2 separate regions of the Homo sapiens genome follow, and region 2 is linked to region 1. Evidence: chromatin loops called from intact Hi-C (ENCODE). Cell type or tissue: PC-9. All regions are shown on one strand. Each heading gives the region's core, and the rest is flanking DNA. Links, peaks and the distances in the headings are about the cores only.

What was found. Hi-C counts contacts between places; a loop is a spot of excess contacts. Peaks named below come from ENCODE experiments on the same cell type or tissue, not always from the same donor. Only the 100,000 strongest peaks of a DNase experiment are listed, where the experiment ranks them.
Region 2: it touches region 1 in a loop (5-fold over the local background); 1 of 110 quality-filtered maps calls a loop at or near these places.

The regions. Positions count from the first base shown.
Region 1 is chr6:96,102,899-96,108,287 of GRCh38, forward strand. The region is part of intron 1 of FUT9 (fucosyltransferase 9); the gene reads left to right. Among named protein-coding and RNA genes, the nearest start is that of FUT9, 90 kb to the left of the region's middle. In PC-9, for the core only: no CTCF peak of the experiment used is centred there; a DNase peak (open chromatin) is centred at 2,153; H3K4me3 peaks cover 1,049 bases; H3K27ac peaks cover 1,812 bases.
Region 2 is chr6:96,153,872-96,159,260 of GRCh38, forward strand. The region is part of intron 2 of FUT9 (fucosyltransferase 9); the gene reads left to right. Among named protein-coding and RNA genes, the nearest start is that of FUT9, 140 kb to the left of the region's middle. In PC-9, for the core only: no CTCF peak of the experiment used is centred there; no DNase peak of the experiment used is centred there.

The sequences.
Region 1 (5,389 bases), core at 100-5,099:
ATGCTGTGCCAATAGACATTACATATGGAAACAGGAGAGAACTTTGAAGAGCTGACAGAAGGCTAGAGTGACTAAAGCAGACTGTACAAAGCCAAGAGAGTGGTAGGCAGGTCCAGACTTCCTTGGTCTTGGGCTATGGGAAAATAGCAGTCAGAAATAGACTTTCAGGACTTCAGCATCAGCTAAGTGAATAAGGAATGGCCAAATGCTTGAATGGGGAGTAGGGGAGGAGACCAGTGCATATTTCAACAATATTATCATGTGACAGCATTATTTAAGATGATTTTAAGTTCAGTCAGGGCAAATACACACACACAAACATATACGCGCGTGTGTGTATATGCATATGTATGTATTTTCTAGACACTTTCCTTCTTCCTCTTTGTCCTAAATTTCCATCTCTCAGGTGAACAGAATTCTTATTCTGCCTTCTTTATATTCAAGAACTCAACACTACAGCATCCCACCGTTACCTCAACTACTCTCCTTACCCAAATTAAAGTTAAATCTATGAGGAGTGTGTTAATTTCCTAAGGCTGCCATAATAAATAACCACAAACTGGGTGGCTTCAAACAACAAACATTTATTCTTTCACAATTCTGGAGGCTAGAAGTCCAAACTGAAGGTGTCGATAGTGTCAGGCTTTCTCCGATGGCTCCAAAAAGAATCATTTCTTGCTCCCTCTATCTTCTGGTGGTTGCTAGCAAGTTTCTTGGTTTGTGGCAGCTTAACTACAATCTCTGTTTCTTCTTTAATAGACTTCTTTCTGTGAGTCTGTGTGTCTCCAAAGCTCTCTCATATCACCAGTCATTGGATTTAGGGCCTAACCCTGTCCAGTGTGATTTTCATCTTTTTCTTTCCATCTTTTCTTTATTGACGTATATTTGATGGATGAAAATTGTATAAATAAGATATACAGCATGCTTTTGATATACATATACATAGTAAAATAATTACTATAATAAAGTTAATTGGTGGATCCATCTTAACTTGATTGCACTGGCAAATGATGTATTTCCCAATAAGGTCCCATTCACAGGTACCAGGGGTTAAGACTTCAACATGTCTTTTAGGGGTGCCATAATTCAATGCACAACAGGCGGCTAATCTCAGCTAAGTGTTTAGAAGGACAACCACATTATCTGATTAAATCAATTTACATAAAAGTCAGAATAACACTGCCTTTCTAAAGAAGTTTATAACACAAATGTACTGAATAATGTACACACTGTTAAGGGTAAGAGCATTCCTAGTAACTGCTTTCTATCCAGAGCTTTCAACTTTCCACCTTCAGTAAACTCAAGGCCAAGGTTATATTTCTCTACCCATTTGCCAGAGTAGATCAGCTACGAAATGAAAAGGATACTTAAGCAGAAAATTTAGGTTGTGTATGTTATTTCCTTTTTCTTTAGTAATGTTTTCACTTTTAGAGTAAATATTTTAATATTATTTGACCAAATTATATGAAAAATGGCTTGATACTTTATTTTAATTTTCCCATGTTAAGATGAATTTAGATCTGCATATTTGCCATACATGGTCCATATATGAAGGATAGATATAAAATATATGAAGGACATTGATGAAAAATGTTGGCAGTAGAAAACTACCCAAGTGTAAATTATTTTTTTTGTTTTGTTTGTTTGTTTGAGACGGAGTCTCGCCCTGTCGCCCAGGCTGGAGTGCAGTGGTGTGATCTCGGCTCACCGCAATCTCCGCTTTCCAGGTTCATGCCATTCTCCTGCCTCAGCCTCCCGAGTAGCTGGGATTACAGGCGCCTGCCATCACGCCCGGCACATTTTTTGTGTTTTCAGTAGAGACGGAGTTTCACCATCTTGCCCAGGCTGATCTTGAATTCCTGACCTCGTGATCTACCCGCCTCAGCCTCCCAAAGTGCTGGGATTACAGGCATGAGCCACCGCGCCTGGCCACACAAGTGTAAATTATTTTGTGTAGTTTTCTACACAAAATAGAAGGCAGGTACAGATTTTTTGGCAGGTACAGATTTTATTTTTTCCAAAATACATTCTAAGTGTTTATTAGAAGAACAAATAAGAACAAAGATAAAGAGTCATCTCGAGGCTTCGTATCAGGCAATCTGGGTTCTTCCGTGCTTACTTAGAGTCAGATTTATTCATAGTGGTGGAATGCTCACGCCTCTAAGGAATAAGTTCAGAAGAATGTGGTACTTTTATTTAGGCTATTAAAATCCTGAAATTCAAGTTTTAAAATGATTCAAAAGGAGATAAATCTGTTTTAAAACAAAATGCATTTCTTTGTATGCAGTGAGTCAGAGTACTGCTTTGTGGTAAATTGCCTTATGTTCTGAACAATATAATGTATTTCATTTTTAATAACTCAGTTTATTTGTAAACCATGTATTATTAACACATAGCTCAAACTATTGTATTTAATATAGAAATTGCAGTTAAAATTGGAGTGGACTCTTTTTCTTTCCCAGAACATTCATTGTTTGAGGAGAATTTAACAAGGCATTTTGATTTTTAAAAATCCCTCATCAGTGTAAGCACACCTTTAAAATAAAAATCATATTATTCTAAATTCAATTGCCATAGCATAAAATAGCTATTTAATATTTTTGCTAGGACTAGTATGTCTTCTTTGTTGATTACAAAATACATACTATGCTAAATTTTATCATTTGATTATTGATTTCCCAAGAGCCTTTTGTCTAAATGAAAAGCTGTGTCTTAAGTTTTCTAATTAAAATTTATAGTGATAGAATTATTTTTCATGCAGTTAATTTATACTCAAGAAGAGTTTTAACAGTTATTTAAATAATGATAAGTTTCTATAGTTTTTTTATTCAGTTGTTTTGAACACTCTGGAGCTGATCTGTTATTTTTCACAGCATGATTCCCAAACATCTGCAACAAATTCCTCTAAAAATTAGGAACATTGTTAGATATGGAAATTCAGGATCTTACCCGTACCTATTATCAGCATCTCTGGAAATATACTTCATAAATATCTGTTTCTAATAAGCCATTAGATGATTCTTATGCCTATTAAATTTTAAGAACCCAGTGTTAAAGAGAACAAACCAGTGTATCCTAACTTTTCTGACATTAGTGATCTCTAGACTTTGTAGTACATTGGGATAACCTGTTCAATGAATGTCAGCTTCTTGTAGAAGAAGTCATCCAGGGGTCAGGAAAGAGAGAAAGCCTGAACTGCCTCTTACTACCCCTAGAGTTCTGGAGTTCTGGGAGCCTGACTGAAGATAGCAGGCAGCATGTATGGAGCTATGTCAATGAGAATGAGCCCAAGATAAATCATCACAATCCATCAACCCTTCCTTCCTTCCTTCCTTCCTTCCTTCCTTCATCTTCTTAATGCTTCCTCTATTTTTGTCAGAAGAATTGGGAGGGAGGGTTATTGGGAGAAGAGCAACAGCATATCAAAACCCTGCTTTATCTTATCTTGACGTCATTTAACACTCTTAAAAATATGTGCTTTTAAAAGGAAGTATTCAATTTTTTTCTTGTTATTGCCATAGACAAAAAATTAATAAAGGGGTATGAAGTGTCACCAACTGTCTGACCCTGGCCTACTTTCCCAATCCCAGTTCCAAGAGGCATGTACTTCTTGGTGGGTGTGACTGTTATACAATCTTTGGCTGACTTTACCTCTTATCTCCTATCTTCAGATCCTTCTTCCTGGGAGGATTTTAACATGTAAGATGAGGAATTAAAACACCATCTGAATAAGTATGAAGTGCATTGCAGTCTTTGGAAGCAACATGCAGAACTTAACCCAAACCTTATTCTATCCATCAGAAGCTCCCAGGCTACTGACTGGTCTGTCTCTCCCAGGCCTGTTACAAGAAAAGTCATGGCTTATCATTCATCGGTTTAATTATTCCAAGACCCCCTTAGAGCTAGAGAAATGAAGAGATGGAGTGCTTAAACTTGATTGATTTGATTGAAAGACACAAAGTATCAAACCATTTTTCAGACATATGTCTCAGTGAAATTAAAAAATAAAAAAATTCATTTTGGTTTAAACCAGAATTTGGTAAACTACAGCACTTTATGTATGTCTGCCTTCATATTACAAAAGCAGAGTGAAGCTGATGCAACATAAATTGTATAATATATGCGTACCTATAGGACATCTTTGAATTTGCCTCCTGGCCTACAATGCCTAAAATGTTTACCATATGGATCTCTAGGGCATAGCTTTGCTAACCTCTGGTCTAAATGAAAACATTCATGATTTATTTTCTCCAGCATCTGAAGGCAAAATATGCATCCACCGTATTCCATAAAAAATTATTCATACATGTCTTAAAACTTGCATATTTTATTTTCTAACCCCCAGCATAAGACAACCATAAATGTGTAGGAACAACAGCCTTAGCCCCAACAACCACAACAGCACCTAACATAATAGGGATTCCATAAATGTTTTGATTAAATAAGTCTTTAAAAATATATGTACATTCTGCATTTTATTTACGATATACTGTCTCTCTATTTTAGAACAAATTTCATTTTCTCCAATCTTTGAATAAAATAGATGCTTTAGGAAGAATGTACAAGGAGATTTCTAGTACTGCTTAAAGCTCAGGAGAAGAAGCTCAAGAATTTGTCCTGAAGTGTGCAAGTTTTAAAAGAACAAAGCAGCTTTCCCTTCCCCGAAATACATGTTGAAAATATTTCTATCGATAAAGTATATGTATAAATTTGGACAAATCTATGTCAAACATCTATTATAACCATTACTAATCTGTATTCCAAGCATAAGTGTATTTTAAGTTCTTAAGACATTGATGTTTGTCAATGGTCCTAAGTGTTACTAATTCTGTCGCCTCCAGCAACTCAGCATGTAGAACAGACTATATCATTCAAGGCTAGCCTTCTACAGAACATCCAACCCTGTTCAACTCACGAGGATCTACATCCTATTCACTTTAACTATAGAGTCAAGACAGATCATTCAAGTGAGCTAAGTGAGAGAGAAGGAATAAGAAGAAAGCACAACCCTTGAAAGATTTCAGATAATGAAAATAAACAAGAGCTGTAGAAGTAAGTACAAATCATGCACGTCTCTCATGGCCACTTTTTTTTTTTTTTTGTCAGATATTGCAAAGCTATGGACCTGGGGAGATGACCTTTAAATCATCTAGCTCAGAATTTGTTCCACAATAAAAAGCTTAAGAAATGTCCATTATTTCCCTCCCTTCTTCTCATTCATTCTCACTTGGCTTTGTTCTTTTCAGTCTAGGATTCTTATTCATATTTCTACCTAATGTAAAGAGCCAACCAACATTTTTTGGACTGTGAGGGGAAAATTTTCTTTTCCATGTACATTTATGAAAAAGAAATTATTTAGAGCCAAATCATCCCATGTTGTATGCAAGAG
Region 2 (5,389 bases), core at 77-5,076, 51 kb after region 1:
TTTTGCTAAGTAATGGCCAGCAGCCAATCTCAATCTGGAGAGGAAATGATTAAAATCTTAATTCTCCTGGAGGGGGAGCTACTATATTTATCTTTTGTTTCTGGATTTGATCATCAGACTGTATGTTTCTGCCACATTAACCTCATTTTAGCAGTAGTTTTCAATATGAGTGAGAGGAAAAAGTAGAAGAGATGTTTTCAATCCAATGGTTAATCTGTTTGACACAACATTTGCTTCCTCATAATGGGTGATGATAGTTTATATTACTCTTTAAATCAGAGCTCAACACATGTTTATAGTATCAAATTAATAATATTCACTGTGCTCCTTAAAGTTGGATATTAGCAAAAGTGATAGAAATACATGAGCACAGAGTAGCAAAATCATTTTCACAAATGGTGATCTGTTAATGCTGAGTTTTTAGTTCTTCTTATTCCCTTTAGTCATTTATATAGTCAAATTATCTGGTCTAATTTTATTTTTAAAAATTATGATTTTTCTTAGACTCCAACAGTAATATAAAAGCAAACAAACAGTACTTAGTTACTTTTTACTTGTTAGTTGAAAATTATAAGGCATAAAAGTAAACATGTTTTTACTTTTTTGTAAAGTAAGATTGTGTGAGACAGAATGTACATCTTAAACTCTCTCAAGGAAAGTAAATGTATTAATTTAAGAGTTCAGAGGTTAGTGGACTCTGGGTATAGTCTGATCAAGTCACTCAGTTTTTTACAATTCTACTGGCTCTTTTATATTCCATGAAAAGCTTCATTCTGTGACTTAACTTTTTTTGTGCCTGCAAACAGTGATTGCATTTGTAAGTATCACATCTTCCTATAATATTGTCCAATTATAAAAAGAATGTCTTAGATTAAGTAAAAAGATAACTACCTTTTTACCAATAGTCAAAAATTTTTGGCTTCATCTTGTTTGAACCAAAGTATTTCATGTGAACACTTCTGAACCAATCAATGTAACTGACAACTCCTGTATATGCAGATTGGAAGATAGGCATAGGCAGTGGATTAGGTTTCATGGACTGGGGTCAGTCCTTCAAAGTGCTTGCTGCTGTGCAATAGGAGAGGGGCACAGCACGTGCTGAGGAGGCAATGACAGTCCCTGCAGTTACCCAAACTTTCTTAACATTTCAGGTGGCTCTCAAATCACAAAAGCATTCTCTCTAGCTCACAGAAAAATGACCCCCAATCAGCAGAGCAAAGATTCTCTCAATTCTACAGCAGTCAAGGTTTACTTCCCTATAATGCCTGCCTTTTTTTGAATGCTCTTAGCAAGCTTTATAGCAATTTTAAAATCTGATTCTTTGAAATCCAGAAAGTTACTAATTGGGAGTTAGAAGGGGTAAAAAAAACGCTCAGTGTCAAAAGATTTATTGTAAAAGGTCTTTCTTGTCTTTTTGGGAGGGGAGAGAGTGTTATGGTCTGAAATGTGTTCTCAAATTCATGTCGAAGTCCCAATCTCCAGTATGTTTTTGGAGATAAGGTCTTTAAAGAAGTGATTAGGTTAAAATAAGGCCTTTAGTGTTTGGCCCTAATCTAAAATGACTGATGTCCCTATAAGAAAAGCAAGAGCTGGAGATCGAGACTATCCTGGCTAACATGGTGAAACCCCGTCTCTACTAAAAATACAAAAAATTAGCTGGGCGTGGTGGCAGGTGCCTGTAGTCCTAGCTGCTTGGGAGGCTGAGGAAGGAGAATGGTGTGAACCTGGGAGGCGGAGCTTGCAGTGAGCCGAGATCGTGCCACTGCACTCCAGCCTGGGCGACAGAGTGAGACTCCGTTTAAAAAAAAAAAAAGGAAAGAAAGAAAAAGAAAAGAAAGAAAAGAAAAGCAAGAGCTACCAGAGGTGAGAGCACACAAAGGAATGACCAAGTGAAGAGGCAGCAATAGGGCAGCCATCTGCAAGCCAAGAAAGAGTCTCAGAAGGACCTAACCCTCCTGACCCCTTGATCTTGGACTTCCAGCCTCTAGAACTGTGAGGAAATAAATTTCTGCTGCTTAATCTACCCAGTTTGTGGTATTTTGTTATGGCATCCCTAGCAAACTAATACAGAATGGTGGTTTGTTTGCTTTTTGTTAACTTTTCTTTTGGAGGTTATAAAACCAACTGCTTCTTCCAACATTTTAATTTAGGGTTTTGTTGCAGTAGGAGACTTTATTTCATAGAAGTAATAGTTATTTTGCTGATGTTCAAAGGATGCTTCTGGTACTCGGTGAGGTTGATGCATTTCTCTTCACCAGTGAAGTCTAATGCTATAGGAAAGTTTTCAAATTTCACACTGGTCCCTGTAATTTTCCTTCCAACTGGCAAATACTTTGAGGATGACAGCTGTGAGCCAGTGCAACTATCACCATGGTCTGTTTCTAATTTTTTTGTTGGTGTTTATGAACACAACTTTTCCCCTTGGAGCCTTTGGTTCATTGCTGGTGATGAAGGATTTTATCTCCTTAGCTCATCTAGGTCTGGGTTCTTGTCTTGTCTCATGACCAGGAAAAATCAGGCACGTGGACACTCGAAGAGTGAGTGGAGTAGAATGTATTAAGTGAAAAGGAAAGCTCTCAGCAAAAAGGGGCATCCTGAAAGCAGGTTGCCAGTTTTCCTTCGCAGTACAAGGGCTTATATATATATAAGCTGATGGAGCTGGGTTCCCTATTTGTATAAGGCATAAATTCCAGGTGGCTCTGCCCCATTCCCCCTAGCGTGCATGTGGACCCTTAATCTTCTCCGGGCATGTTTAGGCAAGCCTGCTGTACAAGTTCCCTTATCTGCACAAAATATCTGGTGTAGGCACTTGTGGGTTAGGTCGGATGTTTTCCAGGGACCCTTCCCTTACTGTCTGCCTAAAGCAAGCTGGCTAACTCCTTTCACTGGTTTTGAAGGTTTTTGTTGTTATTTTTCTAAGCACTCTTTTCATTTTATTTCACCATAAATCCAGTTCTTACAAGGTATAAATGAAATATCTCCTTTTTAATGTGTGCTGAGGTTTGGAACTCAAATGTACAAATTATGACTGCCTATACATAAAAAACAGAAGCATGTTACCATGAAATGAAATAATGGGCAGACAATGTTAGTTTGAAATGTTCTTTTTCCCCTCCATTCCTATTAAATTTGTGTTGGTTCTTTGTTAGATGAAAGAGAAAGAAATAAAGTGCAATGCTTTTGCCTAAAAGCCTATCCCCAAAGGAATTGAGTTAACTGTACCTAGCCCCAGAGAAAGACATGAAACTATGACTGGCTAAAAAGGCTAACTAAGATGTGTGTTTTTCTAGGATTTCTTCTTATATTCTTTGAGTCTATGTAATATGATCAGTACCTTCACTTTCGTTTTCTCTTGTAATTATGAAACGAGTGTGACAATTCTGCCCATGACACCTCAGAGTCTGTTACCAAAGTCACTGAAAACATCACAAAGGAGGACCTTGAGCTCCTCAGAATATGTTAAATAAGTATTAAATGCGGTAAACTGTAAAGATTCTCTGTCTTTTCATAATCTTTTTATTATTTTGGTGAGTTTAGTTTTGTGTTTTTCCTTTGGAAGAGAATGCCTAATAAAATGAGTTGAGGAATGTACACTGAGTTAGAGTGAACAATACTCCTGGATTTGGGAGTGTTTATTTTAGTTATAAAGAAAGTTCCAGTTTAGAATTTATTCTAGACAAATAATGACATTTGAAGGCAACCATGGTTTTAATGGTTCTCTGAATCAAGCAAAAGCAATGTAGGAAAATTTAAACATCTAACCCTCAGAAATGCCAATGAAGACTATAAAACTAATTCAGTTAATGATTTCAAAATCTTATTTGACATGTTTTATAAAACAGGAATAAAACCATTCCTCAGTAGGAACTACTCAGTCCTGCAATTATAATTTGAATCAATATCATATTAATATAGAGCAACACTGCCTTGCATTTTTTTCTCTGTTGATTCAAAAATCACTTGTCTTCAAATCTACTCCTGTCTGTTCTTTAGAGACAGGCTCATTTTTGCTTAAAGATATGATGCAAATGAAAGGAATACATTTGTAAAAATGTGATTTCTCTAGCTCCTTATTTTTTCTCTAACTCTATAATTTTACTTGTAAATATCAATTATATTATCCAGTCTTAAAGAATCACTAATAGAACAAGCATTATTAGAAAAGATAATTAGATAAGGCCTCAACAATGATGACTTTTAATTAGCACTTTTGCAATATGATGTTCTGAAGAAAATATGATTAGTGGTTACTATAATGTTTACAATGTCATTTACCTGAACTTTACATTTGTGTCATTTTTGTAGATAAATAAAGGGACACACTCTCAAAGACTCCATTTCTGATTTTTATATTTTTAAAACAAGGTGATGGTTTAATGGTCTTTAATTCATTTCATATCATAATGGACAGATGGTGGACAAGGATTTTCCCCACTGTGCAGGTGTATGATGTTAAACCAATAAACACTATACAAAGTAAGTTAAATTTTCTATAATATATATGATATGTGTGTATGTATGTGTGTGTATTTCCTGAGACTTACTAAGATATTTTATTAAGACAAGTTATTCTTCAGGAGCATTTTAGAAATGTGAAATATTAATCCATTTGAATTTATGATTTGACAAGGGGAGTTATTAACTTCTTTCAGATGGAAACCGTTTTGCAACAGGGCAAAACAGATTGGTCCCTAATTTCTTAATCACTTCTTTGGTGATTCGAAGGACAGACACTCATTAATCAGCTCTCAGATAAGAAACTTGCTCTGTTGTTTTAATGATCAAGTATTCTGGAGAGACTTAAAGAATCTCCAACCATCTCTTCCGCTTCCATAATATTAGATTTGTTGCTTCATCCCCCAAATTGCCCATGACTTTCTTCTATAAAATAAATGACTAAAATTGAAACTCTTGCTTCTTTTTCCTGAATCAACCTCTTAGGCTTGAATCCTCAGAACTTTAACATCATTTGTTAAATTATTTTTAAGCACTTGCTTGCAGATTTTCTGCTGCGTCCGTGTTGTTGATGGGATTGATGTTGATCAATGTAAAGGTAAAGGTCAATGTTCAGGTAAATGACATTGTAAACATTATAGTAACCACTAATCATATTTTCTTCAGAACATCATATTGCAAAAGTGCTGTTTAAAAGTCATCACTGTTGAGGCCTTATCTAATTATCTTTTCTAATAATGCTTCTTCTATTAGTGATTCTTAAAGACTGGATAATATAATTGATATTTACAAGTAAAATTTTAGAGTTAGAGAAAATAAAGAGCTACAGAAATCGTATTTTTACAAATGTATTCCTTTCATTTGCATCATATCTTTAAGCAAAAATGAGCCTGTCTCTAAAGAAAAGACAGGAGTAGATGTGAAGACAAGTGAT